Regions from separate parts of the Homo sapiens genome. Here region 1 is linked to region 2. The links are chromatin loops, found by intact Hi-C in ENCODE. Cell type or tissue: HepG2. All regions are shown on one strand. Each heading gives the region's core, and the rest is flanking DNA. Links, peaks and the distances in the headings are about the cores only.

Region 1 (16,271 bases), core at 6,612-11,611, 68 kb after region 2:
AAGTCTACAGTAACCAAAACAGCATGGTACTGTTACAAAAACAGACACACAGACCAATGACACAGAATAGAGAACTCAGAAATAAGACTGCACATCTACAACCATCTCATCTTCAACAAACCTGACATAAGCAATGAGGAAAACATTTCCTATTTAATAAATGGTGCTGGGAGAACTGGCTAGCCACATGCAGAAAACTGAAATTGCTCCTTTCTTACACCTTTTACAAAAATTAACTCAAGATAGATTAAAGACTTAAATGTTGATATGATTTGGCTCTGCATCCCCAACCAAATCTCATTTTACAGCTCCCGTAATTCCCAAGTGTTGTGAGAGGGACTTGGTAGGAGACGATTAAATCATGGGGCGGGTCTTTCCTGTGCTGTTCTCATGATAGTGAATGGGTCTCATGAGATTTGATGGTTTTAAAGACGGGAATTTCTCTGCACAAGCCCTCTCTTTGCCTGCTGCTATCCACGTAAGATGTGACTTGCTCCTCCCTGCCTTCTGCCATGATTGTGAGGTTTCCCCAGCCAGGTGGCACTGTGAGTCCAATTAAATATCTTTCTTTTGTAAATTGCCCAGTGTCAGGTATGCCTTTATCAGCAGTGTGAAACTGACTAATACAAATGTAAAACCCAAAACTATTAACAATCCTAGAAGAAAATCTAGACAATGCCATTCAGGACACAGGCATGAGCAAAGGTTTCACAAAAAACAAAACAAAACAAAACAAAAACACCGAAAGCATTGCAACAAAATCAAAAATTGACAAAATGGGATCTAATTAAACTAAAGAGCCTCTGCACAGCAAAAGAGACTATCATCAGAGTGAATAGACAACCTACAGAATGGGAGAGAATTTTTACAATCTATCCACCTGACAAAGGTCTAATATCCAGAGTCTACGAGAAACAAAAAAAATTTACAAGAAAAAAACAGACAACTCCATTAAAAAGTGGGCAAAGGACATGAACAGACACTTCTCAAAAGACACTCATGCAGCCAACAAACATGAAAAAAACTCAAACATCACTGATCATTAGAGAAATTCAAATCAAAACCACAATGAGATACCATCTCACACCAATCAGAATAGCTGTTATTAAAAAGTCAAGTAACAACAGATGCCTGTGAGGTTGCAGAGAAAAAGAAACACTTACATTGTTGGTGGGAGTATAAATTAGTTCAATAATTGTGGAAGACAGTGTGGCGATTCTTCAAAGACCTAGAGGCAGAAATAGCATTTGACCCAGCAATCCCATTACTGGGTATATACCCAAAGAATAGAAATCATCCTATTACAAAGATACTCACACACATATGTTCATCACAGCACTACTCACAATAGCAAAGACATGGAATCAACCCAAATACCCATCAATGATAGACTGGATAAAGAAAACTTGATACATATACACCATGGCATACTCTGCAGCCATAAAAAGGAACAAGATCATGTCCTTTGCAGAGACATGGATGGAGCTAGAAGCTATTATCCTCAGCAAACTAACAAGGAACAGAAAACTAAACACTGCATGTTCTCACTTTTAAGAGGGAACACAGGGAGGGGAACAACAGACACTGTGGCCTGCAGGGGGCCATACTGGGAAGAACATCAGGATACATAAAGCTAATACATGGGCTTAATACCTAGGTGATGGGTTGACAGGTACGGCAAACCACCATGGCACACGTTTACCTATGTAACAAAGCTGTATATCCTGCACATGTATCCTGGAACTTTAAATAAAATTAAACTAAAAAAAGAGATCAGAGATGAATTTCAGAAATCATGTTGGTCAGTTCAACAGCATGCTAGACATAAACAAAATGTACTGATCATCTATGAAATGCTTACTAAAAGATTGTCTTAGAGCAAGTGTATAAAAAAACCTGTTTTCTGGATGGGTTATATTTTATAGGAAGTAAATATTTTTTCCAAGACATAAAGCAAACTTAAAATCTGTTCGACAAAAATTTAAAAGTATATATCACTAAACTCAGTGAAGTTTTAAGATTAAAAACAAAATTAACAAGATATTAATAATCCAATCAACTACTACAAAACATGGTATTTACAATAAAAGTAAAAACACAGTATGGAAGAAAATGAGACTATTTAAAAAAAAATCTCTACCCAAAAACAATGCAAGAACCTATGGTGACCCCTTATCACGTAGAATATTCATCTGGCCATTTCAGTTTTCACCAAGGGAGACCCACCATTTCAGATTTGAGGAGTTGAGACAACATTTCTGGTGCCTTTCCAAAGGCAGCTCTATCCCCTCAGACAATTATTTTGCTTTATAGTAGCTGATTACCGAAAGAATTTTGAATGTCAGAGCACAGTCATGAGTTGCCAATCACACTTTGTGGTAACAAGGGAAACTGGTCACTTATGTCTTAATATAAGAACAAGGAGACAGAAAAAGACTGAAGGCAGCACAAAGGCACCAGTTAAAAAAAAAAAAACTATATATTCAAAATAGAGCAAAAGAAAGAGAAGAATTCTAGAAATAAGGTAAGGGGAGTTTTGAGAAGAAAGAAGTTTTAAAAATGGCCACACATCATAACGACAGAATGACGGGGAATACATTCCGAGAACGGCGTCATTGGGCAACTTTGTCTTTGTACAAACATCATGGGAGTGTACTTGCACAAACCTAGATAATGTTGCCTACTACACACCTAGCTAGGCTCTTTGGGATAGCCTATTGCTCCTAGGTGACAAATCTGTACAGCATGTCACTGTACTGAATCCTGCAGACAACTGTAATACAATAGTATTTGTATATGTAAACATACCTAAACACGGAAAAGCTACAGTAAAAATACTGTACTTCATCTTACAGGACCACTGTTGTGTATGTGGTCGTTCACTGACAAAAATGTCATTATGCACCACAGGACTATTTAAAGTCTCATGCTGGTGGGGCATGGTGGCTCACGCCTGTGATCCCAGCACTTTGGGAGGCCGAGGCAGGCGGATCACCTGAGGTTAAGAGTTCGAGACCAGCCTGGCCAATATGGTCAAACCCTGTTTCTACTAAAAATTAGCCAGGCGTGGTGGCACACGCCTGTAGTTCCAGCTACTTGGGACGCTGAGATGGGAAAATCATTTGAACCCAGAAGACAGGGGTTGCAGTGAGCGGAGATTGTGCCACCTCACTCCCGCCTGGGTGACAGAGCAAGACTCTGTCTCATTTAAAAAAAAAAAAAAAAAAAAAAGTCATGCTGTATTAGGTACAGATTTTGGACTTGTCAGCATCCACAATAGCATACGCCAATTCCTGAATATCTCCTTCCCTTAACGCTCCACTGGTTCTGTTTATTTGCAGAACTCTATTATATTATGCAAATAAAATCTGAAAAACCAGTGAATCAAATCTGTAAGAGACTAGTTCACAAAGTATGGTCTCAGGACCCCTGAGGGTCCCCAAGACTCTTAAGAGTTCATAAAGTCAAACTATGTTTTCATTATGACATTAAAATGTTACTTGCTTTTTTCACTGCGCTCAAGTGCAAAAGCAAAAATGGGTAAAACCTAACTGATGTCTTAGGATATATCAAGACACTGGCATCACTACTACTATGTAACTACTGTTATTACCAATATTGTCCTTGTATTCTTTACCACCACTCACAGTGGCAAAAAAAGAAAATGCCAGTATTAAAGTGTCCTTGATAAAGCAGTAATAATTAATTACATTATATCTCCACCCATTAGTATACGTCCTTTTAATATTCTGTATGATGAAGCGAGAAGTTTGCATAAAGCACTTTTGTTACAATGTACAATGGTTGTCTCAAGGAAAAGACGTGCAATTATTCCAGTCGTAAGTGAACTGGCACCTTTTTTTCACAGAAAAACATTTTCTTTTTTTTTGAGACGGAGTCTCGCTCTGTTCCCCAGGCTCACTGCCAGCTCCGCCTCCTGGGTTCACGCCATTCTCCTGCCTCAGCCTCCCGAGTAGCTGGGACTACAGGCGCCCACCACCACACCCAGCTCATTTTTGGTATTTTTAGCAGAGACGGGGTTTCACCGTATTAGCCAGGATGGTCTCGATCTCCTGACCTCGTGATCCGCCCGCCTCGGCCTCCCAAAGTGCTGGGATTGCAGGCATGAGCCACCGCGCCTGGCCACAGAAAAACATTTTCATTTGAAAGAACAAATAATAAAAAAAAAAACTATGGTTATTCGGAATTGGGTATCTGGCAGGTATTTTCTAAAAACGAACAAAATGAGCTTGTCATTTGAAGAAAAACAGATGATAATAATTTGCTAATGATAAAATTTGAAGTTTCAACTAAAAGAATTTTGAAAAACATATCTAACACAGTAAGTCTGACAGCTTCTTAATAATTAAGGCCCTTTCTTTATGAGATCTGTGGTGGTATTAACAAATGTGACTTTTCTTTATATTGTATAATGCGCCAAAATTCAGAAGACTGTTTAACCCAGTGACCAATGCATGATGTTACAAAAGTATGCATAAGTAAAAAGATCCTTTCATTGTGCAATTAAGACCAATGGGTTTTAATAAAAGAGAGTAAGGCAAGTTACACTAACATGGTTTTAAATTCCTCATTGCAACTGATCTTTAAGAAACCACTACTGGTCAAATTTTGGTGCAGTCTTTGAAAGAACACCCACATTTATTTTTGAAAGCTGTTAAAATACTCTTCCCTTTTCCAACTACCTATGCATGTGAGGCCAGATTTTCTTCATATACTTTACATACTTCAACCAGAACAGCATATCACAACAGATTGAATACAGATGTGAGAACCCAACTGTCTATTAGACCAATATTAAACATATTTGCTAAAGTATCAAACACTATCATTCTTCTTATAAATTTGTTTTATATTTCCCCTTAAAAACCCTCATGTTAATGTGTAATGGGTGTATCACTATTTTTAAGTTAATCAATGGATACATATTTAAAACTTTTTGTTTCAATTTTTAATATGGTAAATAATAAACAAAAGCTCATTAGAGCCAAAAATTTTTTTTAGAAGTTTAAAGGAGTCCAGAGATGAAACTGTTTGAAAACTGCTGCAACTAGAAAACAATCGGCCTCTCTTAGCTGATGTGAAAGAATGCAGTTATCAACTGTCCTTAGATTTCCTGTTTACACCCACTTCAGCAGAACCCTCTGACAACTTAATCCGCTTGCAGAATAGCTGGCTGCTCTTTCAGTCTAACCAAAGTTAATACTAAAATTTAGGCAAAAGTTTATACTACAGAGTAATTTTTAAACTGAGCCGTCAGTATTCCTCAAAAATGCCCACTGTAAATGACATCAAGAATATCAACGATGCTCAAGTATTCTCTACATCCCAGTTGGTTAGGGATATGCTTATTTCATAAATTAACAAATGGCAAAATGATCCCTTTCTAAAAACTTTCTTAAGTGTTCCAAAAGTCCTGATGATTGAAACATTTTTTTTAAAGGTTCAGTTTAAATTTTTGTATAAAGAAATACAGGGCCAGGCGCCTATAATCCCAGTACTTTGGGAGGCCAAGGCAGGCAAATCGCTTGAGCTCAGGAGTTCAAACTCAGCCTGGGCAATATGGCGAAACCCTGTCCCTACAAAAAACACGAGTGTGCTGGCTCACGCCTGTAGTCTCAGCTACTAAAGAGGCTGAGGTGGGAGGATCTCTTAAGCCTGAAAAGTGGAGTTGTGTCTCCGGAATTGGTGGGTTCTTGGTCTGGCTGACTTCAAGAATGAAACCACAGACCCTCACGGTGAATGTTACAGTTCTTAAAAATGGTGTGTCCAGAGTTTGTTCCTTCAGATGTTCAGATGTGTCTTTGTTCCTTCTGGTGGGTTCGTGGTCTCTGACTTCAGGAGGGAAGCTGCAGACCTCCGCGGTGAGTGTTACCGCTCTTAAAGACGTGGCAGACCCAAAGCGTGAGCCGCAGCAAAATTTACTCCACGCTGTGGAAACGAACCCAAGCAGATCGCGGCGGCAAACTGGGCAGCCTGTTTATTCCCTTATCTGACCCCACCCACATCCTGCTGATTGGTCCATTTTACAGAGAGCTGATTGGTCCATTTTACAGACAGCTGATTGGCCCGTTTTGACAGGGTGCTGATTGGTGCATTTATAATCCCTGAGCTAGACACAGAGTGCTGATTGGTGCATTTACAACCCTCTAGCTAGACATAAAAGTTCTCAAAGTCCCCACGAGACTTGCTAGACACAGAGCACTGATTGGTGCGTTTACAAATCTTTAGCTAGACAGAGTGCTGATTGGTGCATTTACAATCCTCTCGCTAGACATAAAAGTTCTCCAAGTCCCTACCAGATTAGCTGGATACAGAGTGCTGACTGGTACATCCACAAACCCTGAGCTAGACACAGAGTGCTGATTGGTACATATACAATCCTCCAGCTAGACACAAAAGTTCTCCAAGTCCCCACTCTACTCAGGAGCCCAGCTGGCTTTGCCTAGTGGATCCCACGCCTGGGACGCGGGCAGAGCTCCCCACCAGTCCCACACTGCACTCCTCAGCCCTTGGGCAGTCGATGGGACCAGGCGCTGCAGAGCAAGGGACGGCGCCCGTCGGGAAGGCTCAGGCAGCACGGGAGCCCACGGAGGGTGGGGGGCTCGGACATGGCGGGCTGCAGGTCCCGAGCCCTGCCCCATGGGGAGGTGGCTGAGGCCTGGCGAGAATTCAAGTGCAGGGCGGGCAGGCAGGCGGGCCAGCTGGCAGTGCTGGCGAACCCGGCGCACCCTCCACAGCTGCTCACCCAGGTGCTAAGCCCCTCACTGCCCTGGCCAGCAGCACCGGCGGGCCACTCTGAGTGCAGGGCCTGCTAAGCCTGTGCCCACTGGGAACTCGTGCTGGCCCATGAGCGTGGCGCACAGCCCAGGTTCCCACCTGCGCATCTCCCTCCACACCTCCCGGCAAGCAGAGGGAGCCGGCTCCGGCCACGCCCAGCCCAGAGAGGGGCCCCCATAGCGCAGTGGCGGTCTGAAGGGCTCCTCCAGGATGGCCAGAGTGGATGCCGAGGCCGAGGCGCCGAGAGCAAGCGAGGGCTGCTAGCACGTTGTCACCTCTCAGTTGCAGTGAGCCAAGATGACGCCACTGCACTCCAGCTTGGGTGACAGAGCAAGAGACCCTGTCCCAAAAAAAAAAAAAAAAAAAAAGAAGAGTGCTAATAATTGGTGAAAGGGAAATGTCACAACTTATTTTGAGGTTTTATTTTCTAATACCCTCAAATGTCTTCTGCATTGTATTGAAACCACAAATGGCAGATTACCATTGCTATTCTCATAGACATCTGAGTAAAAATCAAGACAGCCTGAGTATTTTCTTTTTCATCCTCAAATATTTCCCTTTGTAATTACTCCACTATTTATCCAAATCAGCAATTCATATTACAGATTTGGTCCACTCTGCTGCCATACCATTTCTCCCCTAGGCCAGCTATTTCAAATGTCATATTGCATCCAACTACCACCTGTCTTCCACTTAATTATTATTATTTTTATTTTTCCATAAGTTATTGGGGTACAGGTGGTATTTGGTTACATAAGTAAGTTCTTTAGTGGTGATTTGTGAGATCCTGGTGCACCCATCTCCCGAGCAGTACACACTGCACCATATATGTTGTCTTCTGTCTTCTACTTAAAAGAAAGGAAGATTTAAGGGGGTGGGGGAGGATATCTGATCATTTACTGAGTCCATAAGAAACTGCTATAATAAAATTATTTAGTAAGGTTTTAAAAATAGATTCTACAATTACTTTTTCCCAAAATATCTTTAAAGGTATTTTTTAGCCTATGTGTAATTTTATTTTACTTTTTTGCCTTGATATTTCCCAATACGAGTAATTTTAATTACCACAAAGGATGCTAGGCAGTACATCTGTGAAATGGATATGCTCAGTCAGTCCAGTTTACTACTAATATACTTAACCCTACTGAGCTGTATCATAAAAATGTTAAGATGGTAACATTAATGGTATCTGGGTTTCTTTAACCAAAAAAGAAAAACAATTAACTTATGTATTTTAAATAGGTGAATTGTATGGCATGTGAATTATATCTCAAATAAGCTGTTACTGGGAAAAAGAAGTGGAGGTTTTTCCCTGATCAGTTTTTAAAAAAAAAGTTTACTATTAAAATAGTACAGATAATACTGACTAAATTTTTCAGAGAAAATAAGGGGGAAATTTTATATAGATAAATACGTATAGCATTATTAGGTATTTTTAATTATCTTAATATAAATAATTAAAATATTTTCTTTCACAAGTGATTTAAAACCTAGCATCTATATATTCCATAAAATGCTAGAGTTTTGTCCAGAAGTCAGCAATATCTTCCAGCTAACAGAGAGGCATTTCAGGTTAATAATGTTTTAAAACTGCATTCAAAACCAAAAGAGAGTATTTCCAATCACCTGATATTTCAAACAGTGAAAACAGACAACTTACAACAGATAACTGTAAAAAAGATCAATTCAGCACTGGCAGGAAATAGGTCTGAATATCAAAGTAGATTTTTCAAAAAAAAAAAAAAAAAGAGACTTTTTTTAAAATCAGCATGTAGCTCTGCAAAATCTCATGACAAAAAAAAAAATCACATGATAAGAAATGAAACAGTCGAAGATGAAAAGCATCTTCGCTGTTGCAATTAAAAGCTAAATTTTAGCCAAGTATATTTAAAACATGTACAAGCACAGAGAGCCACCAGTATTCACAAGGAGAGGCAAGACAAAGTGACAGTGATCTTTTCGACAAATAAATCGCTTGAAATATTGCATGACTTGCTACACAACACCCTTATTACTTTCAATTTCCAAGTGCAACCAAAAGATGGGTCCAATTATGACATCAATACAAGCTTTCTTTCAAAATGGAATGAAAGAACAGTAAATCCCAGTGGACACCGGAGTTCTGTAGCAGAGATGATGTAATATATAAAAATAGACATCCTTCAACAGAAGCTGAAACTTGGGTAAACAGCACACTGCATACCATTCTTAACTGCCTTGCATGAATTTACAATGCATGCTGTTAATAGCATGAGAAATCATTTTATTTTCTAAACTATTTCTTGATTTACATTTCAATTTCTGTACATATGCTATAGTGCAATTTCCCAATCCGTATAAATTAAATCAACGTAAATACCTGATTGTAACTGCAAGAAAGAGAGTTAGTCCCCCTAAAGCAAGGAGGTTGAGACCACTATAGCAGCTTTAACATGCTGCATTTTGCCAGAAATTGCAGCACACACAGCACAGTATTGTTACATCCACCCATTGTTCAGAGACTTTTCCACAGGGAGCTTTCTGCAGGATGTTAAAATGCAACATAATTTAGGGTAAAGAGGAACTAGTAAACCTGCCGATAATGGGCGTGAAAAGCAAAGGATACTTTTGACACCACTCTCCTAAGACTCTTCTGATGAAAACATAAAGCATCAGGCATCCAAACAATAAATTTTAGTAAAATTTGTGGCAGGTTTTATTTGTATGTATATCACTCTCTAACACTCTCTCTTCATCCTCTTTTCCATTCTTTATTACCTAATCCAGTTTTCACATTTCTATTTAGCTTTCCTGGATTAAAGAATAATCTGCTTGAAACTAATCTACCTCAAACTCTCAGTCATGTATTTATATTCATATACAATATGGTCATTAAACACTATTGGAATAGAAAGTACTGCCCACAAAGCAAATCATCAGAAATTAATGAATTAGAGCTATTTAAAGTTTTATTTTGAAACATAAATTATTTCGGCCGGGCGCAGTGGCTCACGCCTGTAATCCCAGCACTTTAGGAGGCCAAGGCGGGTGGATCAATTGAGGTTGGGAGTTCGCGACCAGCCTGACGGATATGGAGAAACCTTGTCTCTACTAAAAATACAAAATTAGCCAGGCCTGGTGGTGCACACCTGTAATCCCAGCTACTCGGGAGGCTGAGGCAGGAGAATCGCTGGAACCCAGGAGGCAGAAGTTGCGGTGAGCCAGATTGCACCATTGCACTCCAGCCTGTGCAACAAGAGTGAAATTCTGCCTCAAAAAAAAAAAAAAAAAAAAAAAAAGAAACAAATTATTTCTACTTTCTTCTCCCTGAATACCACCTAAATCCCTCACCTTTCATTCTTACTCCAGTTGCCATGTTCTAGCCACCACTTCCATTTCCATTACTTAACCAGGTCTTGTGGTCCCACTTTACCATCCCTATCCCCAAAATTTATTCCATCTTGGAGCCAGAGTAGTTTATTTAAATGTAAATCTCAGTATGTCACACCTCTGCTTCAGTCTCTTTGTTGTTCCTTACAGTCATGAAAAAGTTCAACTTTCAACATGGCTTTCAAAAACCCTATAACCACTCAACCTCTAAGTCTTTGAACAAATAAGATTCTTTCTGTACAAAATATCTTTCTTTGAGCCAAGATATTCAGGTGGTTCATGAAACCATCCCCGACTCCTGTAGGGGCCCTGGGTGTGTACCATTTATTTATCTGTATTCCCTGTGAGATTGTAAGGGCAAAGGAGGCAGATTCTCCTGTGTTGTTGACTTTTATATCTCTAGAGCCTGGGACAGACCTGAAACATGGTGGGCACTCAATGAATATTTGTTAAATGACCAAAAATATATAAATGAAAATATTGAGCTTTTCTATGATACAAGAAATAAAATACACAAATTTCCTGAAACTCCATCCCATTATAATTCACAGAGAGACACTGATAGTAATATTGAAGACAAGCCTTCAGGTACAATTAAGCAAACAAATGTTTGATAAATTTAAGTTTTAAAAGGATAAAAAATGTTAAGATAACTAAGAAATTTCCCCTGTATTTGAATAATTTCTCATATATATACATAAACAGATTTTTAAATATCATATAAATTATAGCCAGGTGTGATATCACATAAACTGAAGGTAAAATTTGAAGTCCTTAAATATTCTAGGAAATTTACTAGCTATACAAGTTATTGATGTATTACCCAAAACATACCCTCTTAAGTAGCAAATACTGAGTCAAACCTAAAGAAACCTCAGTAAAAAACTGAATAAATAATAAATGATAAAGCAAAGACATGATATGAGTAAAAATATTGCCTACTTCTTATTTAAGAACATAACTCAAGTCAGAAAGCCTAAATGTCAAATAAATGTGCACAATCACGGAAACTAAATGCTGTAATGTTTTCATTGTTTCAATAGCTGAATGACTTTTGAAACTAACCAAAACTACCAAGGAGTCTTTAACTGAAGGAGAAACCAACTTAACTCTATCTCAGGAGAAATACTGACTTCAGAGATATTTAAGGTATATCCTAGGAATGGTTATATCTTATACACCCATTGTAAGAAATAGAATTTGCCTTATATTATTATACAGAATAATAACCTTAGTTTTAAAATGGGACTGATTTTCATAAGCCTCATACATGAATCAATCTTATTACATTGCTGCCACATTTTAAAAATATTGTATTATCACTGACTACAACAGAAATTATTTCCATAAAGTTTAATATTATATGGCATTCAATTTACATTATATTAATTTAATCTTATGTAGTATTTTCCATTACTTTTGCATGTTATCTCTAAGAACATTAAGCCTCATCTACTGGAAAATTCAATGTATCTTTATGAAACAGTACTCTGCAGTGTATATTCACACTGTAGAAAAGGACTACTAATAAAATGTGTGGGAGATATCCTTTTACACGACCAATAAGTTTTCATCATTTTAAAATTTTTGTACTGACTGAAACTTTATAAGTATGTTTTATTTACACTGTGTTCAAAGTCTCCTGATTCAGATTTGTATAAAGTGGAGCCATATTTTTGGGTAAGTAGGAGTGGGGGTGTGGGGTCAACCAGAATTTTAAAGCATGGAGAGCATTTTAACATTGCCACCAGCCTAGGAAGGATGGAAATTATGAAATGTCAGTTGGGACACATAACCTCTACAATTTGGCCAAGTTTTCTTCAATCTTTAGTCTAATATTTCTCTGTACAGTTTTCCTCTTTCCAAACTAGGAAAATGGAAGAGCTGGGTTTTTTCCTCATTAAAATCAGGGGAGGAATAGAAGATGATGGAAGAGGAATGTGCCAGCTTCCCACGTCACTCCAATAAGGTAAAAGTTAAAATGGTCCTTCCTCTCCTCTCCATTTTTAATATGGAATTCAGATTTTCCTACCCACACAAACTTCTAGAATAAATTACTGATCAATACAGAGAAGGCTTGAAACTATGGGTAAAATAAACATAGCTTTTCTTCACCTGCCCTATTCTGAACCTGGAGACAAGGTAAACTATTACCATCCAAAGTCCCAAGATAGTTCTTTAGTGACAGACCCCAAATCTTCCAGCCTCTGCCAGGAACCTTATTACCTGTCTCTATAATCTACTCACTCTAAGACTGAAAATTCATGCTAAATCTTATTTTTTAGCAATTTGAAATACGGCCTCAATCTCTACTCATCAAAATGTAAGAAAATGCTAATGAAAGCCATCTCCAATCTTCCTTTCTCACTGCATTTTAAAATGCTATTCTCTCTGCAAACCTCATACACTTGCCTTGAAAAATGTCCTGAAAACACAGTACATGGACTATGAGTATTCATGTTTCTAAAGAAAATCATTATAATCCACTTTAAACTACTGCAATGCATCTAATTTTAAAAAGTGTACATTAAAGTATACATCATAACTCAGTGCGCATTTTAAATTCAATTCCAAGTTCTAAGTTGGAATTAGACTGGTAATTTATGCTAAAAAAAGACGAAGATCAATTACATATTGATTTATCTTTTAAAATATCATGTTATATATATTTTAAGTGTACTCTTTTCAGAGAAAAGCTCAAAACACTGAGGTACATAAAACTCTGTACAATTTTAAAATTATTTTAGTGAACTTAAAATTTTAAAATTACATAAAAATGTTTTAGATTTACCACATCATTTAAAAATTAGTAGTGCTTCCAAAAACCAATATAGCAATCATGACACCTGTGGCATTCTAATACGTACTCTCTTGTATAGAACATAAAGGAACTGTCTCATTTTAATTCGAAAAATTATACATAAAATTCATACTTTTAGGCAAAGTTACTCTAATAGCCAAAGATATATCAATGATAGATTTCCCCAATGTGAATAAATTATTCATGATCTTTTCCCTGTACAACAATAAAACACAAGCATAAAATGCTACTAGTTACTTAACCAATTAGTTTTCAAGGATAAATCAGTTTTTCTTCCTTGACTCAAAATTCCCGGATAACCCCAAATGTAATCTAGATCTTCAAAGAACTCATAATGAAAATCATAGATTTTAGTACTTAGTACAGTACTTTAGTAATGTACTTTAGTACTTAGTATAGTACTTAGTCATGTACTGGCATCAAAGAAGTGAGCAAGGAGATTATTACAGACCTCAATTAAAATGTAGAATGAAATAAAAGCAAGAAACCTTGTTAAAAATAAAGTGCAAATAAGAAAATACAAGAGATTTTAAACTTTGTTTCCTTTTTGACCAACCTTTTAAAAAAAAATCTGACTGAAATTTTACCAGTGGCCTCCCAAAATGTTCTCCCATTGAGATTCCTGAACTTTAAAGTTTTCATCTGTAGTATTTAAAATGTAAATTTCTAATGAATTTCCCATAAGCTTTCACATAAAAAGGAAAAAAAATCCTTTATGTCTGCCTGCCTTTCTCTCTTCATTTTTTTATTTGCAAAGCAGGTTAGTGAAGGACAGTGTTCCATTCATTTTTTTAAGTGCTCCATTCATTTTTAAAAATAAGTAGCTTGCACTTGAGTTCTTTCTTCAACATGGACAATCCATCCCCAGGTCTGTACAGATCAAGCAGCCTATTCTACCACCCAAACCACTGATAATTTCAAAGTAAATTAGGGCAAAATACAGAAGGACAAGACGAAGCAAAACATATGAATATTATAAATTCATTAGTAACAGTGCAAATTCACACGTAAACTTAGGTTAGTGTCAGAAGACCACACACAAATTACAATACCTGAGATTTAGTGCATTCCTTTGAGCCAAAATGAAATGAGTGCCATAAAGGAGGAAAGGAAAAGATGAACATTATCAGACATGCTATATTACATCTGCCAAAATGAAGATAATGTTAAAATTAAGTTAAGAATGATCATATAGAATCAGCTATATGTATAATGCTTCCCATGTTATTTAGCCATGCACTTGAAATGCTCTTGCAATGACTTTAAATCACCTGTGAAGTTGATCATGCAATTCTTTTAAATAAACTTTTCACCCTCAGTCCTTCACTATTAGCCAATTTCTTTCAAAGAGAACTATTTCTGTTAAGAATAAGTAAATATGGCGTAGGGGTAATAAAGAATAATTTCTATTTAATTCTTTTTACTATGTGGTATCATACACACAAAACAAAATTTTGCAATCTTCCTACATTAAAATTATGTATTTATGTAAAATAAATAATAAATTATAATGTTATTTTTACACCCCAAAAAAGGATGCAATCCTTATGACCATGTTGTTGCCAATCTTAACTCATTTAGTAAAATTAATACCACATGTCACACATTAGTAAACCAGTATATGATCCATTAGTAATCAAGCCAATTTTTTCATCCTACTATTGAATTTTCCCTAAAAGTATCTGCTGGCTAGGTAAGACACTCTTAAAAATCCACTTAAAAAAAAAAAACTTGTAACAATAAAAGAAATACATATTTTAAAACAAATAATGAAAAGGGAGCCGTGTAAGGAAACTGAATGAAGCTTTCCATAAAGGGGGAATCACGCTGGGGGTGAGGGGAGAGAACAGTTATTAAATGGCCCACCCAACTAAAGTGTGACAAATATGACTATAAGAACAAACAAACCAACTTTAACGCTACATTTTAAATAATCCATACTCCCACTGACTATTTTAGTCTGAAAACTAATCTGGAAAAACAATTCCAAAGCAGAAAAAAATTAGCAATATTTATGCTAGGCTAAAATATTATCTGTGTTGTACTATTAATATGTATAACTATTTTTAATACATATTTCCTTCTTCCATAATGCTACATCAACCCTAAAAACATTACCTTTTTTATGGACAATGGTAACAAAAAAACCTTTCATGGTTTTTTTAATACTAGTCTCTCCAACAGACAAAGATGTCTTTGTGATGAGGAAAAAGCAGTCCTTTCCAAATGAGCTCAATAAAATGATTCAACTATGAAATCCATGTTAAACTAAAATACTTCATGGGTAGCAAGAGGAGTAGTCAGGTTGCTAGTGGTCAAAACCACATTAAATATTTAAATAAAAAGGGCTCTCTGAGAAATAGAATATATGAAGTGTGGGTATAAGATATATCACTTAAACTTACTAAAAATTGAGTAAATAATTTTAAGTCTGTGTACATTTTTCCCATGCATTTTGTATTTATACTTATTTGCAGGAAGAAAGAAAAAAAAGGTAAAGGAAAACAACTGGGGAATGTAAAATAGTTGTTAATTATCTATTTTTATTTTTTATATTTTTATTTTAAATTAATTATACATAAAATAACCACTCATTTAATGGTATTATATGCATAAATGATCTTTCACATTATTATGACATATCCAGGAATCTAAGCGACTTTGCTCTTGAAAAAACAAAGGAATAAGAAAAAAAAGGCTTTAAAGTGACTTTATTGAGATCTTGAACAAAGCACTCATTATCTATGTCTTGGTTTCCTCAAACATAAAAAGCAGTTTATTTATCAATATTTATGAAATAAATGACAATGAACTGGGTTATGTCTGCCTGCCTTTAAGAGGATCTTTGAACCTATTAGAAATATTTCTAAGCATCTTTACATTGAGATTTTAAAAAGCATTATTTCAAATTATTCCTCCTTCACTGCATTAAAAAATAAATCTCAGAGATATTCTCATAAAGGTATAAAAAGCTATGAAAAATAATGTAATTTTTACATATCTACTTTTAAAATAAAAAACAGGGATGACAGCAGTCATTTGGGTTGGGAGTGAAGGGTGGAGTGCACAGGAGGGCGCTAAAATGTTAGATTAAGGTAAAACAACTTAAAATATTCCAATTACAATTACATGTGCTTATCACAAAGCTGATCTTCAGAGAACAACTTAAGAAATAAAGGAGCTAGCAAAGTCTGTTGACATGTTATTTCAATGTCTTTTAAAAACTAATCATATCATGTTTCCCAGAAAAATCTACTCTTTCTATAATAAATGTTTAAATAAT
Region 2 (16,271 bases), core at 5,492-10,491:
TCTACTAAAAATACAAAAAGGCCAGGCGCAGTGGCTCACACCTGTAATCCCAGCACTTTGGGAGGCTGAGGCAGGTGGATCACGAGGTCAGGAGTTTGAGACCAGCATGGCCAATATGGTGAAACCCCATCTCTACTACAAATACAAAAATTAGGTGGGCATGGTGGTGCACGCCTGTAGTCCCAGCTGCTCGGGAGGCTGAGGCAGGAGAATCGCTTGAACCCAGGAGGTGGAGGTTGCAGTTAGCTGAGATCGCGCCACTGCACTCCAGCCTGGGAGACAGAGACTCTGTCTCAAAAAAAAAAAAGCCCTCCAAAAAACCCAAAAATTAGGTGGGTGTGGTGGCGATTGCCTGTAATCCCAGCTACTTGGGAGGCTGAGGCAGGGGAATCACTAGAACTCAGGAGGCAGATGTTGCAGTGAGCCGAGCTTGTGCCGCTGCACTCCAGCCTGGCTGACAGAACAATACTCTGTCTCAAAAAAAAAAAAAAAATTATTTGTAAGATATTTATATAGGGAGAAAAATCTCATCACAATGGCATATAAGTGTTCTTTATTAAGAATAAAATATATATTTTTAATGATATATTTTATACCTGGCAGTCATCCACCTTTGTTCTCATCACTCCTTTCATGTATTCTTTGTCCATGGTAGGAGAGACACCAAAACTATTTCCCATGCACAGTATTTCTGCTTTTCCATCTGGATAAGTCACTTCCACAGATCCATTGAGAATCACTGACCAGGAGTCCAGCTAATCCAAAAAAATAAAGACAAAGCAGAAAGTAACATCATGATCATACAGCTGTAAGTGCCAGTATGGTCCCTAAAAATGAATTAGCAGATCTTCCATTTTGGAGATAAAACAAGTAACTCAAGTTTACTGTTTAACAAGTTCACAGAATAAGGAATAAAACACAGCCACATATCTACATATTTCCATATGCCTAGCACAGAATGTATATCATAATGCCCTTTTAATTTGACTTTGGATATTCTTCTCTAAAATGACACAAGGAAAAAAATTTCTCTGTCCCCCCAAAGCTCATGTAGACAAAATGATCATCATTGCCTCAATGAGAATATCATTTTGTCTGACAAAATGCATTAAATTTATGAATATTTAAGATGCAAAAACTGAAAAGTTAATATATCAAAAACTTTCTATTTTCATATGAAATTCTGTAAATAATGGGAAATATAATGGATTTGGAATATAGTGACTCATATGGTGTGGCTCTGTGTCCCCACCCAAATCTCGAGTTATACTCCCATAATTCCCATGTGTTGTGGGAAGGATCTGGTGGCAGATAATTTGAATCATGAGGGTGGTTTCCCCTATACTGTTCTCTTGGTAGTGAATAAGTCTCACAAGATCTGATGGTTTTATCAGGGGTCTCTGCTTTTGTATCTTCCTCATTTTTCCTCTTGCCACTGCCATGTAAGAAGTGCCTTTCACCGCCTGCCATGATTCTGAGGCCTCCCCAGCCACGTGGAACTGTAAGTCCAATTAAACCTCTTTTTCTTCCCAGTCTCAGGTATTTCTTTATCAGCAGTGTGAAAATGGACTAATACAGTGACATAACAGGTGTACCATAATTCTTGAATTATTCAAACTTACTGTTGTTGGGTATTAAAAAGGAAAAAGTAAGAATTGGGGTTTTGTTCAATTGCTGTATTGAGATATCTTTAAGAAGAAACTTTTTAAGTGGTAGGAATAGTTACTCACCTCTTCACCATCATTTAACACTATGGTCCCTGCTCTTTCCACCACTGCGAACACCATCACAGCACAGAGTTCTCGCCTCACTGACATTGTCATATTGGCAAAAGCAGGCAACTGGTGCATAAATTCCAAGAGTTGTTCTGAAAAGCAAAAGACATACTTTGTAAAAACTACTACTTTTATTAAAAACAAGTATTCAAAAAGAATGTTTTAGGGTCCTTTCTTTTTAAATGCCCTACAATTTTGCTTATTGAAAAATACATATCAAGTATCTTTAGCACCAGCTGAATTTCTTGCAGGTACACAAAGAATTCTGTCACTGTGGAAATGATGACTCTTACTTGTTGAATTAGAGGCAACAGTTTTTATTGTAACTCCAGTTCTAATACCACTAAAGACATTACTAAACTTCAAATGGGAAATTTCTATTGTAAATGAGATATAAGGCTTATTATTATGAGAGTGGAAATGAAAGGTAGCTCTGAGAATTCTCCAACAAGTCAGTTGGTTCATTCCTGTGCCTTTTGGGCAGGTGAATGCCTAAAATAGTCAGCAGAAATAACTATATTTAATTCAAACATTCTAAGGAATATTTTCCATGTATCAAATCCATAAAAAAGATCAATTAAAAAATTAACGACATGATATGATAAATGAAAATGAAAACTGATAACACCATTTTTTAGCCCACAAGTTGGCAAAAAAGGAAGTTTGTTCACTCTTCTTTCCTATGGGAATGCTTTGGAGAAACAGCTTACACTTTGGTAGGGTTCTAGCTGTTGATGTCACAGTCTCTTCAAGTACTGGGTTTTCTATTTTTAAAAGTCCTGTGTTTTCTTATCATTCAGTAGCTTTACTAATTACACACTAAGTTCTTTCCTTACTCCTCACCATGGCTCTGTGAAGTGCGTTTTCTTTTTCATTTCATAGGGAGGAAACCAAGGCTCAGCATCAGCATCATATAATTAAGAGATGGCAAGACCAGGCGCAGTGGCTCGTGCCTGTAATCCTAACATTTTGGAAGGCTGAGGCAGGAGGATTGCTTGAGGCCAGGAGTTTAAGATCAGCCTGAGCAATGTGGCAAGACCCTATCTCTACAAAATATTTTAAAAATTAGCCATCTGTGGTGGTGCGTACCTATAGTCCTAGCTACTCAGGAGGCTGAGGTGGGAGGATTGCTTGAGCCCAAGAGTTTGAGGTTATAATGAACTGTGATTGTGACAATGTACTCCATAATGGGTGAAAGAGTGAGACTCTGTCTCTTAAAAAAAAAAAAAAAAAAGTGGCAGTGACATGATTCAAGACCATCTGCTTCCAAAGATCATGCTGGACTTTAAAGGGAGTGGTAAAGAGCACAGGGTGTATGTACATCAGATGTTTAAATGCTTACTAGCTGTATTACTTTGGGCAAGGTGATTAACTTCCCTAAGTCATAGTTTTCTCACTTAAAAAGAAAAATACAATATCTGCTTTACTGGATAGCTGTGAGAATAAAATGCAATAAAGATGATAAAAGTCCGTGGCACAGAGTAAATACTCAATAAATGAGAACTGCTATTATTGTCATTATTATAATAGTCATGACATCATTCAAACTTTTGGCTAAATAAAAATCATACTAGATGTTTCTTGTACATAATCAAACATTCCCTATATACATTCCTTTTATCTGTTAAGATTTAGTGACAAATTTTATGTTCTTGGATATAGTTTATTAACTGCTAAAACAAAGCACAACAGAAAAATATATTCTGTGAATATATTTTCCCAGATACAACATTTCTGGAAGGACAGACGGAGTGGTTTTCTCTGGCCCAGTTGGGCAATGGCATGTTCTGATTGGACTCTATGTCATCCCTCCTATATAAGACTTTTCATTACACAGGGGGGCTCTGGCAATAAGGAAAATGATAATGATAGGTGTACCCAAAGATTCTGTCCAATAGGACAGTGTTGCACAAACTGACTCAGATTTATGTGTCAGGAAATCACTTTACTTTTGCTACCAGTATTTTTTAAAAAATAAGTTAAACTATCAAAGCACATCAGTTATAGAAAGAATACGTTCTGTTTCATGAAACTTTTATTTCTGGAATGAGTAGGAGTGTCTGTGCTGTACCATAAAATGTATTTATTCCTGGAGAAGCAGTAAAGCAATTCTGAACACCATTGCAAGAGATGACCCATATCTATCATATATGGGAGGCAGGAATCATTGTTTTACCAATGCATTGACCTTTTGATTTGCATTATAAAGGCAAATGAACAAGTCATGGTCCTCTGAAGCACATCCCAGTTAATTCTGCAGCTTCCAGCCTCTGTTTTCTTTAGCCATCATCCCTCACGCCTCACCATAAACTATGATACTATTACCTATAGACCATGCATTTTACTTTTTTCCACCCCTTGTAGTTGCTAAATTTCTTTGGACAAGCAAAGATTCATGGGTTTAAGAAAAATGTGGGCCAGAAATTGTCAGAAATGTTTTGAATTTAGTATCTGTTTAGACAATAATAGAAGTCAAATAATTACCACATACATGATCAGAGAATAAAAAGTGGGAAGAAAATACAAAGTACCTTCACAAGTATTTGTTGTAATAATTTTAAAGTGCTTCGTGTAGACATATTGCGTGCTTTTTGGCAGACTCTTAATCTATTAGTGGGTCATGAGTTTAATTTGTGATATATAAGTAGCGGCTAGCATTAAAAAAAAAACCACAGGATAGAAGATACCTGCATATCATATATTGTAAGAATAAAGGAGACAGAAAGATCAAATAGTAGATGTACATAATTATCCAGGCTCAGCTGAAAAACCAGAAATACATAAATGCTAAACCAGATGGCATCTAAGATTTCATTTTAAGATTTCAAGGATTCAATAATGGTATCACTGGTTTTTAGATAATTTCTATGCTATATTATACTAGATGATTGGAGCAATTTTTAAAAATAAAGAACTATTTTATAACCAATCATATATATATATGGCAGCAGTCTCCAACCTTTTTGGCACCAGGGGCAGGTTTCGTGAAAGACAATTTTTCCACTCTTGGTGGGTGCGGGGGGATAGTTTTGGGATGAAACTGTTCTGCCTCAGATCATCAAGCATTACAGTCTCATAGGGAGTGCACAACTTAGAACCCTTGCATATGCAGTTCACAGTAGGGTTTGCACTCTTATGAAACTAATGCTGCCACTGATTTGACAGGAGGTGGAGCTCAGGTGGTAATGCTCCCTCACCTTTCACTCGCCTCCTGCTGTGCGGCCTAGTTCCTAACAGGTCAGGGACCAGTACCAGTCTGTGGCCCAGGGGTGGAGACTCCTGCTACAGGGGGCTCAAAACTCTGACAATGCCATAGGTATCATACAGACTTAAAAGGGCTTAGGATAGCCAAGAATTCAGAGCCTGGGATGGATACTAGGAAAATCCTCAGGACAAAGGAAAAGAAGCCACGGATGGGAGAAACAGGACAATTTTCTTTTGTATTTCTTAGAACAATCTATAGAATTATACACTTACCTATTAGAATGATACACTATTATGACCTATCTAACGTTTATGGAAAAATATTAAGCTTTAAAAACATTTTATTTACAATGTACCATTATAAAAAAACCCAAATAATTAACTTATAGATACCAGAAGCCGAAGCCAATTCAGAAAATTAGCTTATCCTGGTTTGCTTGATACAATTTTATATAAGAAATGTTTTATTAATTTTTTTTAAAAACCCGGGGCTTGTTAAAAGAGATCAAAGTAGTCTTCTACTTTACTGTGTCAAACTCTCAAAACAAAAAAAATTTTTTAAAACTATTCAATAATGGAGTACCTACAAAGTTATGAGTTCCAGGGTAAAAATTAATATGATAAAGTCCCTTCCTTCAAAGTACTGAAACAAAACTATACCCAAGAAATCTATCAGAACCCAAAGGGAATTTTTTTCTTCCTGCAGCTCGCAAAAATATGTTCAAATATTAGCAATTTCATTTGATTCACCTTAAACACTCATGCACACACTCACATGCATGCACGTGGACATAATCTGTCCCTTTTTTGCAGGGGAAGAGGACGTTGGGTAGGAAAAGAGGCATCTAGAGAAAACATCAATCATACAGATGTTTGTATTTTATATAAAGGTTGTCTATTTTAACTAAATCCTGGAGGATGAGTTGCATTTAACAAGAGCTAAACAGTTCTCACACATATTTTATTTTCAGGGAAATAGAATACAAAATCTTTCAAGGTCTTACATAGAACAAACAACACCCTTTAGGACTTGTTTAATGTTAGTGATTTATTGCTTTAAATAAATGTATCTTTGATAGCTGCAAACATGATAATTGTCATTGCTTGCAAGTAAACTGGTATTCAAATAAATGCTACTCCCTGTAGCAATTATATTGACAAGCACTTTTTTTTTTTTAAAGATGGCTTTTTATTTATTTGTAGGAATCATTATGGCTGCTGCTTTCTAGAGATTCTGGGAAAGAGGGTTTCTCAGCTATCAACTGAAAGTCTTAAATTTCCAAGAATGACAGACATGTATTTTAATAATCAGCATTTTCTTCACAACTATTTTAAAATGAACAGATTCAAAAAAGATATATTAGATTACAAAATGGTAACTTCCAAATCAATCTATTCATAGGCAACGTTTCACCAATTTTTTTTTTTAAAGCACCTATGAGTAAAGATTCTGAATTGAAATGGTAAACTGAACACACTTCCAATTTACTTCTTTAAAACTACAGGGGATTAAAAAGAAAGAAATTGGCAAGGGCAAAGAATGAGAACGTGAAATGCAATTTTGGACACTGGAAATCAGCTGAACATGTGGTATTGGACCCAAGAAAGTGAACAGGGAATTGGAGAGTGAAACCCGTTTTTAGAAATTGTAAATCAGATCAACACGCGATATCAGAAACAGGAAAAGTACAAACCTAAGTCTTCAGGGGGTGAAACAGAACCATTCCACTCAGGCCACTCCCCTGCTTCCATCAGCCCAGCCTCTACTTTACTCTTCTTCACTGCACTCACTGCCTGCAATAGGTTTATTTGTTCACTTGCTGATCACGCGTCTCCCCTAATAGACTGCAACAGAACAAGGACTTTTGCCCTTGTTCAGCACTGAGTGAGTTGCCAGGACTTAGAAAACTGCTTGGTACATAGAAGGTGCTCACCCACATTAGCTGAATGAATAAATAATAATTACCATACAATATTCATCTATAAAGAGTTAGCAATTCCCATAAATTACTTCAATTAAATGTTGAATGTCTAATCTAAGGTTTTGGTTTTTTTTTGCCTTTAATTTCCTAGAATATGTATATAGCTGAAATGGTGAAAGTTTTTCCTCATACATGTTTGTGTCACTCAAACTCATGTAACAAGCCACTCCACACCATCCTTTATCAATTCCAACAGATTCAGTTCATTTAATTGCCCTTCAAATATGTATTGGCCCAAGAGTTGGGGGAGTGGTACAACAGACAAGCAAGGCTCAGGCAAGGGTGGCTATGGACCCTGGAAATCTCGTGGAAGGATGACTCTCAACGGAAGTTGCTCTCATTTCCAGTGTTCGAAGAAACAAGGCAGAGTCTGGGAGGCATACTCAAATCCAAAACAATTACTACACAACCAACTCTTGCTATGATGGAAAGGTGGATATAAAGCTACTTAAATTTTTAACCTCTGGGTACACTTAAAGTCATTGCAGCACAATTCATAACAGCAAAGACATGGAATCAACCTAAATTCCCATCAATGATAGAATGGATAAAGAAAATGTGGTAAATATACACCATGGAATACAATACAGCCATAAAAAGAACAAGATCATGTCCTTTGCAGGGACATGGATGGAGTTGGAGGCCATTATCCTTAGCAAACTAACAGAGGAACAGAAAACCAAATACTACATGTTTTTACCTGTAAGTGGGAGCTAAATGATGAGAACACATGAACACACAGAGGGGAACAACACACACTGGGGCCTTTCGGAAGGTTAGAGGGTGGGAGGAGGTGGAAGTTCAGGAAAAATTACCAATGGGTACTGTGGGCAGCAAGCCACCCAGGTGCCGAGGCAAGAGACCGAGGACATGAGCTGTTCCAGTATAATAAAATATAAAACAAGAATAGTTATACTAGATCTAGGTTATAGACATGATTATATATAAAATCATTAATCATTAGTTAGTAGTACTTACTCTTTATTCCAATATTATAATAATCCTCGTTCTATAATCATAACCTAGGAAAAACCAGGCCATACAGAGATAGGAGCTGAGGGGACATAGTGAGGAGTGACCAGAAGACAAGAGTGCGAGCCTTCTGTTACGCCCAGACAGGGCCACCAGAGGGCTCCTTGGTCTAGCAGTAACGTCAGCATCTGGGAAGATGCCCGTTGCCAGGCGGACCATGGTCTAGCGGTAGCCTCAGTGTCATGGAAAAACACCGGCTACTTAGCAGACCGGGAAAGGGAGTCTCCCTTCCCCAGGGGGAGTTTAGAGAAGACTCTGCTCCTCCACCTCTTGTGGAGGGCCTGACATTAGTCAGGCTCGCCCGCAGTTATCCGGAGGCCTAACCATCTCCCTGTGATCCTGTGCTTCAGTGGTCACGCTCCTAGTCCGTCTTCATGTTCCATCCTGTACACCTGGCTCTGCCTTCTAGATCGCAGCAGTAAATTAGTGAAAGTACTAAAAGTCTCTGATATGCAGAAATAATGGCATTAGCTGTCTTTCTCTTTGTCTCCTCTCTCTCTCTGCCTCGGCTGCTAGGCAGGGAAGGGCCCCCTGTCCAGTGGACACGTGACCCAAGTGGCCTTACCTATCATTGGAGATGACTCACACTCCTTATCCTGCCCCTTTGTTTTGTATCCAATAAATACCAGTGCAGCCTGGCATTCGGGGCCACTACCGGTTTCCGCAACTTGGTGGTAGTGGTCCCCGGGCCTAAATGCCTTTTCTTTTATCTCTTTGTCTTGTGTCTTTATTTCTACACTCTCTCGTCTCTGCACATGGGGAGAGACCCACCGACCCTGTGGGGCTGGTCCCTACAGGGTACTAGGCTTAAAACCTGGGTGATGAAATAATCTATACAACAAACCCCCATGACACAGGTTTTCCTATGTAACAGACCTGCACTTGTACTCCTGAACATAAAATAAAAATTAAAAAAAAAAAAGGACAAAAACAGCAAAAGAAAGACAGAAAAAAAGTCTCAACCATCACACAGCCTATATGCCACTAACCTGACATTTTGCTGTCTCCTTCCACCCACTTGCGTCTTCACACAAAACCAGAGTAGAAGCAAATCACTGTGACAATTTTACCAACTGCCTTTATGTTTACATACAGAAAACATGAGCTTAATAAAAACAGTGCTCACGAGAAAATTAATAGAAGTAATACTGCTTGAAAGGCTCATTTTAACTTTTTTTTTTTTTGTCATAAACTAAGCTTAAGAAAGGGTTTATGTGGAAAGGGTTTACTAAGAAGTTTCATTCACATTATTATTTGTAGACTCCTGAAGGTAAGACTGAGTAAACCTGATTTTTTCCAATTTTTGTCCAACAAATACTACTGTTTATACAAAGGAAATTAATAAATTAATGAGTTTTTAAAGCCTACTAGTCTTGGGCTCTATTTCATCAGACAATTTTGCCACTAAATCTTTTTAATTGCTCGTAGATTCATTTTCCTGTTCAAGCTTACCAATGTCATCATCTGTCCGGTCAATTGGGTCCTTCTCTAGGCAGTCTCTCACAATGTCCCTGCTCATCAGAGGATCTGATGCTCTCTCAATGTCTTCTTCATCGTCGTCGTCTTCGGAATCCACTGCTGTTTCTGGCAACCCACTCAGGTCCATATCACCAGCCTCGCTTTCTGTGGCCTTAAGACACACACACAAAAATTAAAAACTATTTTAAGTAAATAAATCTTTGGGGCCCAAAGAAACAAGAGCAAGCCTCATTCAAAATAATGCTTGTTATATTTATTTTTCCATCCAACAACTATGTATGCACCAGAAACTACATGTAACAATTACTTTAACAAAATATGAGTGATTCCACCTCCTATTAAATTTTTGGTCAGGAATAACGACTTTATCTCAGTAATTTTGATTTCTTATCCTAGCTGTCATATGGCATTTGAAACATAGTAGAATAAAGAAGAAAAAGTATTTGTTTTCACTCCATTCTTCAAAGAGAATGGCTTAGGCTAACAGCTTAAGGGTGACAATTCTGAGCAATTCCTTTTGCAGAATAGGTGTGAATTTATTAATGCCAAGAAGCCTGGACCATTTTACCCCAATTAGACAGTCCTTATGGAAAAATGAGCCACAAATCAAAGGTAACTTGATAAATATGCAAACGAAACATTAACAATTAGTTGGATTATCCCAATGACCACTGTTAAACTATAAATCGAGAAACACTATAGGAGACCATACGCGTAAAGGCAACATACTCTTTCTTCCCATTCATCAACACAGGTAATCACATCACTAAACTTCAAGTTATCAAGATACCTGCAAATTTTCTAAGTCACTGGAGTCACACATTTCAAGATGGCCTCTTTTGTTGAACTAGCTCAATCCTAGAACAGTTATCCTTTCTAGGTCACCATGTAGCCTTTTGTGACTATCATCTCAGCAATATGTATGTATATATCATACAGATCTTATTTGACATTATATACCTAGACTTCAATTATCACTTAAGCATAGTAAAAATGAATTCAATTAAATATTAACTACATCAATCTTGAACAGAAGTGTTTTTCCAAATGAAATATTAAAATCTTGAAAACATCTTATACAATTATTAATTTTGTAGAAAACGTATATTACAAAGTTCAACTTCAAATCATAGCCCATACGATTCTCAAAGATAATAAATACCTTTTTTAAGAAAAAAATATTTTTTAAAAGAAAGATAAAAATATAAAATACTGACTTTGATAATAATAATAAGGTAACACTAAATACTTACAATGTGTCAGGTACTGCTCTAATTGCTATGTATTTATTAACTCATCTAATCCTTAAAACAACCCTATAAAGTAAAAGCCATTATTAACTTTTATTATTCTCTTAACACTTAGGTGAAGAGAAATAATTTTTCCAAGGTCATGCTGCTGATAAACTGTGGAATCAAGACTACAACCCAGGAATTCTGGCTTCAGAGTCTTAATCGCAATCTAATCTGTCTCTTTTTAAACATTCACTGAATATGAATGTGGCTTATATAAGGATCTATCCTTTTCCTATAATTTAATATTTACAGAATAAATTGTGCTATTTTCTTTTTCTTTCTTTCTTTTTGTTTTTTTTGAGACAGAGTCTTGCTCTGTTGCCCAGGCTGGAGTGCAATGGCACGATCTCGGCTCACTGCAACCTCTGCCTCCCAGGTTCATGCGATTCTCATGCCTCAGCCTCCCGAGTAGCTGGGACTACAGGTGTGCACCACCACACCCAGCTAATTTTTGTACTCTTAGTAGAGACGGGATTTCATCATGTTGGCTTGGCCAGTCTTGAACTCCTGGCCTCAAGTGATCTGCCCACCTCAGCCTACCAAAGTGCTGTGATTACAGGCATGAGCCACCACGCCCAGCCTGTGCTATTTTCTTATAAACAAAGTTTCAGCTTTGTAAAGTCCCGGTTCATATCACAGAACATAAGATTTAATCCTACATTTTGAAATAATACAAGCATGTGTTAACAATGAGTTTTATCACATTTTCTGCTCTTTAGGTACAATTTCCTGAACTAAAATGCATATATTATTTAAAAAAGAAACTTAAGGGGAAAATAATTGAAGACAGAAAACCTAATGTTTATGAAAGTTCAATGGCCTGGTCATTATAAGCAGAGATACTGCAGGCAGGAGAGTAATAAGCCACTGCAGCCCATACAGACAGAACTGTGACACACTCAGAAACACATCTCATAATTTAAACTCAAAATTAACTGAATCATTGCTAGATTTAAGAAGGAAACTGAAGTAGAACTTGATGTGATATAGTATGCCAAGGTTGTGGTTAGAGAAAATAGGTCAACATTGTTATCAGCACCTGACCCTGAAGTCTAGAAATACAATTTGCTAATGCTTGCTATGATCACATTTTTACCTCAGTTTCATCTTCACATTGAAGACTATTTATTACTCATCACCTTATATTTTCAAAAATATTATCAGTTCTCTATATAAACATTCTTTAATATTAGCATAGAGTGAAGAAAGGACACTACCAAAGACAGAAATTTTAAAAATATTTTCAATAATTTATATAGCTAATGGTTTTTCTTTAATTTTAAAACATCTAATGTATGCAAAAAGATGGAATATATTTTATACCATCCCAAAGAAATAATTATCGTTTAAATTATTTATATTTAAGGCTTAAGCAGAACATAAAGACTTTCAACTGTCAACTGGATTTATCTCTCCCAAACTGAACCTTCCACTTTATTTAAAAGATCACAGTTGCTTGCTATCTCTATGTGCATTCCATGCTTTAAGAAACAAACTATTCATAAAATAACATTTACTAAACCAAAAATTTAGAGATTATTATTTAGAATAAATAACCATTTTACCTTAAAATACTACAGATTCTCTAAATCATACTCTTTAAAAGAACGTGATAAACAACTTTTCAGGGACCTACTAATTTCATAATACCACTGCCTTGTGGACAAGATGTTTAGAGATTAAGTGGAGTTAAAAGTTTAAGGAACACAAACTGGTCTCCAGGAGGAGTACTAAACTTAAGAAGAGTACCTAGAATGTAGTATTTACTGTGTGAACAAACTCAGTTTTGTGGCTCCAAATCTCACCTCTACTATTCATGATGTGATTTTAGCAAAGTCACTTAACCTCCACAAGCCCATCTTATCATCGATGTAAACTGTAGATACAACTTCTTACTATTCATAGGACTGCTTTTGGATCAAATAAGGGAGAAAGCAAGCCAGTCTCAAGCTAGATCAAAAGTCCCTTCCTCAAGGGGATACTTTCTTCATCTTAGAACTTGTACACCTTCTACCTCTCCCCATAGCAGCAATGAACGCTGCACGCAATTTATATTTGTGGAATTTGACCAAAAAACCCCACAAAATTCTGTTAAACACCACACTCTCCTTATATATTTGTAAAATAGTATCTTAGACTAACTGCACAAATACATTCTGGTCAACTGGTTCATACACCAATTATAAAAATAGTGATCCTATATTGAATGACTATCATATGTGTCTAGCACTAAAGTTGATGTTTTAAAACATAATAATCTTCATATCAATTCAGCAAGTTAGTATTACTAACCCTAGTTTACAGAGGAGAAAATGTCAAGGACATTAAATAAGTTGTTCAATGTAAGCAAAACAAAACACAGTAACTGTGCTAGGACTCAAAATCAGGTGTGACCAACCAAGAAATACTAAGTACTCTGCACTTTGCTCGACATTCTCAATAGTCTTATAAAAAAAAATTGAAATATAATACAGTAATAAAATGTTTTCCACTTTGCTAAGTCATAAAAGATAAAAAGTTTAAATACATATTTGCCTATGAACATAACACTTATTGTTTTCTAGCTTCCTCCAAATAACAACACTACTAAGACTCACGCATGTCTTTAAACCCTTTTTTTCTAAATAAAGACACTAAAACAGACGCTTTATATTTAAAAGCTTATCTGGATATATTTGTTTCAGGAACAAGGAGAAAGGTTTACATAGTTATGTTAGCCAAATAACTCCTGTCTTAAATTAATTTATCTTATACAGGTACTGACTAACATAGATTTTGTTGTCCATTAATATTTAAATAGTGATATTCTTTTAAAAACAATATTCTCAGATCAATGCTGAAAGCTCCACTATTTAAATCAAAAGGGACTAAATACATTCTGCTATTGTGAACACAGTTCTTAAAACCAATTTATTTTACATTTTTTAAAAAAAATCAAGAAAATTCACAAACAAAAAAATTTTTATGCCATAAAGCTCTACTGAAGTATTAATTTAACTAAAATAAAAATCAAATACTGCATGTTTTATCAGTAAGCACTTTAAAATCACTTGCCAAAAAAGTTTTGCTTATTAAAAGCATATATATGCCTAAAAGAGAAGAACAATTTTTTAAAGCTCTTAATGTAAATCGTTAGGTTGCTTCCCCAAAATTACAATCCTACGAGGAGTATATAAAAATGTCTATAAATGCTTATTTTAAGTAAGAAAATCTGTGCTAATTTGATAGGCAGAATAATTTCATATTTAAGTCCTTATATGCTCAATTACTATTATGTTTCAAATACTTAAGGTGTAGACATTTGCATTTTCGTTTCTGTAAGTTACCAACTACTGTCCTTTGAACATTTTAACATTGTGAGCTGAGTATTTTTCTTATTTGTGTAAATCAGTTATATTCTGACTTTAAATCTTCTTATCAATTGATGTTCTAATTACAAAATGTTTTGATCCTTTATTAAAACATTGTTTGCTAACTCTTTAGTTTATCAGGAATTTATTTTAATTATGATACAAAATAAGAATACAAAATGATTCCCCAACCCCAAAGACCATTTATTGAATGATCCATCACTTTCTTTATTGATTTGTGAAGTTTCCTCTATTACATATTACATCCTTACACATGAGTTCAATTTTGCTTGAACTCTCTGTTCTATTGATCTATCTATTTTGTACAACTATTTCCGGTTTGCCTAAGCCACTCGCTCTGATCCTGATGGCCATACCATTTAACCAGGACCTTATCATGGCTGGAAATGGCATTGTCTCGTATTACTAACTTAGGCATTAAAGCTTTCAATCACCAACAACCTTCTATTCTTTCAACCTGCCCCCATCTGCTTCTAAGGTAACCCTTTTTCAACTTAAGAAGGATCTTCACTCAAGACTCTACTACCTTCTGTGTCTAGTGTTCACACCTGTCTTCCTTTCATATCCAGCTTATATTCCCTAGTCTATTATTTCAATTACATTCATTCAACACATCTTTACTGAATGCCTAAAATTTCCTGGCACTGTGCTAGGCTCTAGGGGAAAAAATAGAGACAAGAGAGACAAGTTCCCTGCCTTCTTGAAGGTGTCATTCTTCTAGGCAGAGAGATAACATAAAAATTAATAATTGGTTCAATTGGCGTCTAGGAAGGAAATAAAAAGATTAGGCAGGAAAGGAATCAAAATGGAGGACTTCCTTTACAGAGGATTATAAAGGAACAACTCTGAGGAGATGACACTTGAAAACAAAGGCTGAAAAGGATCAAGCTAGGAGAAAACATTCCAGGCAGAAGGCATACAAAAGCTATGATCTGCAGTTAGAAAACGCTTGCCTTGTTGCTCGACCTGTCTTTGTATTACACTCACTTAACAAACTTCAGTCCTGGGTGAAGTCAAATCCTTGCTTTCTTTGTGCTTACTGTGGAGAAAGCTACTTAACAGAGCAGAGGGAAATCACTTTATATTTGAGGGCACTAACTCAATTGAATCTCCATTTCTCTGGTCAATTTGTTCTCCTACTCTCTGCAACTATTATTTCAAAACTTCTCTCTCCTTAAAACTCTCTACCTGCCAACCCTCTCACTCTCAACAAATGAACTCAACTCTTCCGAGAGAAAACAGAAGTCTAAGACAGGAACTCCCACAACTCCCAAACTCCCCAGGATGTGTTCCTGTTAAAACAGAAGAATGTTTCTTCTCTTAAGGTTAGTAATTAAGAATGACTAAGAATTCACTCATGAATTCCTCTCTTCCCACCATCTCAGCAACATTATTCTATCCATATCTCCCTGGTGTACAGCATCTAAATTCAATCTCTCTGTGTCCATCTTGTGAGCATTTATTCTCACTTCAATGTGACAGGAGACCTCTGAAATCAGAACTGTATGAAGATCAAATAGGCTTCTAGGGGAGAAAGTTGCTCACCCTTGGAATTGTTCAAGAATAAACTGGATGCTTGATTCACAGGAGAGAAGCAGAGGATTCAAATGCAAATTTGGAAGTTGAACCAGATGCATGTCAGACTTCTCATTTTAAGTTCAGATTCAAAGACAACAGAAGTGGTCTACTGAAAATCTCTACTAAATGTTAAGTTTTGCACAGCCAATAACTAGATCCTTAGATACATCTATGGATTTTTCCTTATGATGGATATATACTTACAGGCTATCTGCCTGTCATCAAATTTGAAACAAATAGCTTTGACACTTAAGCAACTGAAATGATGCACAGGGATCCTCTTCTTCATCTACACCCAAAGATAAAGCCAGATAGCAGGCTGTAAGCTCCAACTATGTTAGAGCAATTAGGAACTCTCATCCACACTCTGGTTTCACAGACAATCAGATGATAACCAGGGGCAGAAGTACCATCTGCATTTCCTCATGTACTTATCTAGCCTATTCAAGGTAAAAGCACATATGACTAGAATTCCCCTCAGAATATGCCTCAATCGATTATACAAACAAGTTACTTTTTTGTTTTTTGAGACGGAGTCTTGCTCTGCCCCATAGG

What was found. A loop is a pair of places that touch in the nucleus more often than their neighbours do. Peaks named below come from ENCODE experiments on the same cell type or tissue, not always from the same donor. Only the 100,000 strongest peaks of a DNase experiment are listed, where the experiment ranks them.
Region 1: a loop joins it to region 2, with 3 times the contacts of the local background. A loop is called at or near these places in 3 of 110 quality-filtered maps.

The regions. Positions count from the first base shown.
Region 1 is chr4:159,241,561-159,257,831 of GRCh38, reverse strand. It overlaps RAPGEF2 (Rap guanine nucleotide exchange factor 2), which reads right to left. Exons shown (of 30, transcript NM_001394067.2): 7 at 14,041-14,058. Among named protein-coding and RNA genes, the nearest start is that of MIR3688-1, 120 kb to the right of the region's middle. In HepG2, for the core only: no CTCF peak of the experiment used is centred there; a DNase peak (open chromatin) is centred at 8,941.
Region 2 is chr4:159,307,943-159,324,213 of GRCh38, reverse strand. It overlaps RAPGEF2 (Rap guanine nucleotide exchange factor 2), which reads right to left. Exons shown (of 30, transcript NM_001394067.2): 9 at 9,446-9,623; 10 at 1,731-1,867; 11 at 597-755. Among named protein-coding and RNA genes, the nearest start is that of MIR3688-1, 190 kb to the right of the region's middle. RefSeq lists an enhancer at 8,003-8,297. In HepG2, for the core only: a CTCF peak has its summit at 8,086 (motif pointing right); no DNase peak of the experiment used is centred there.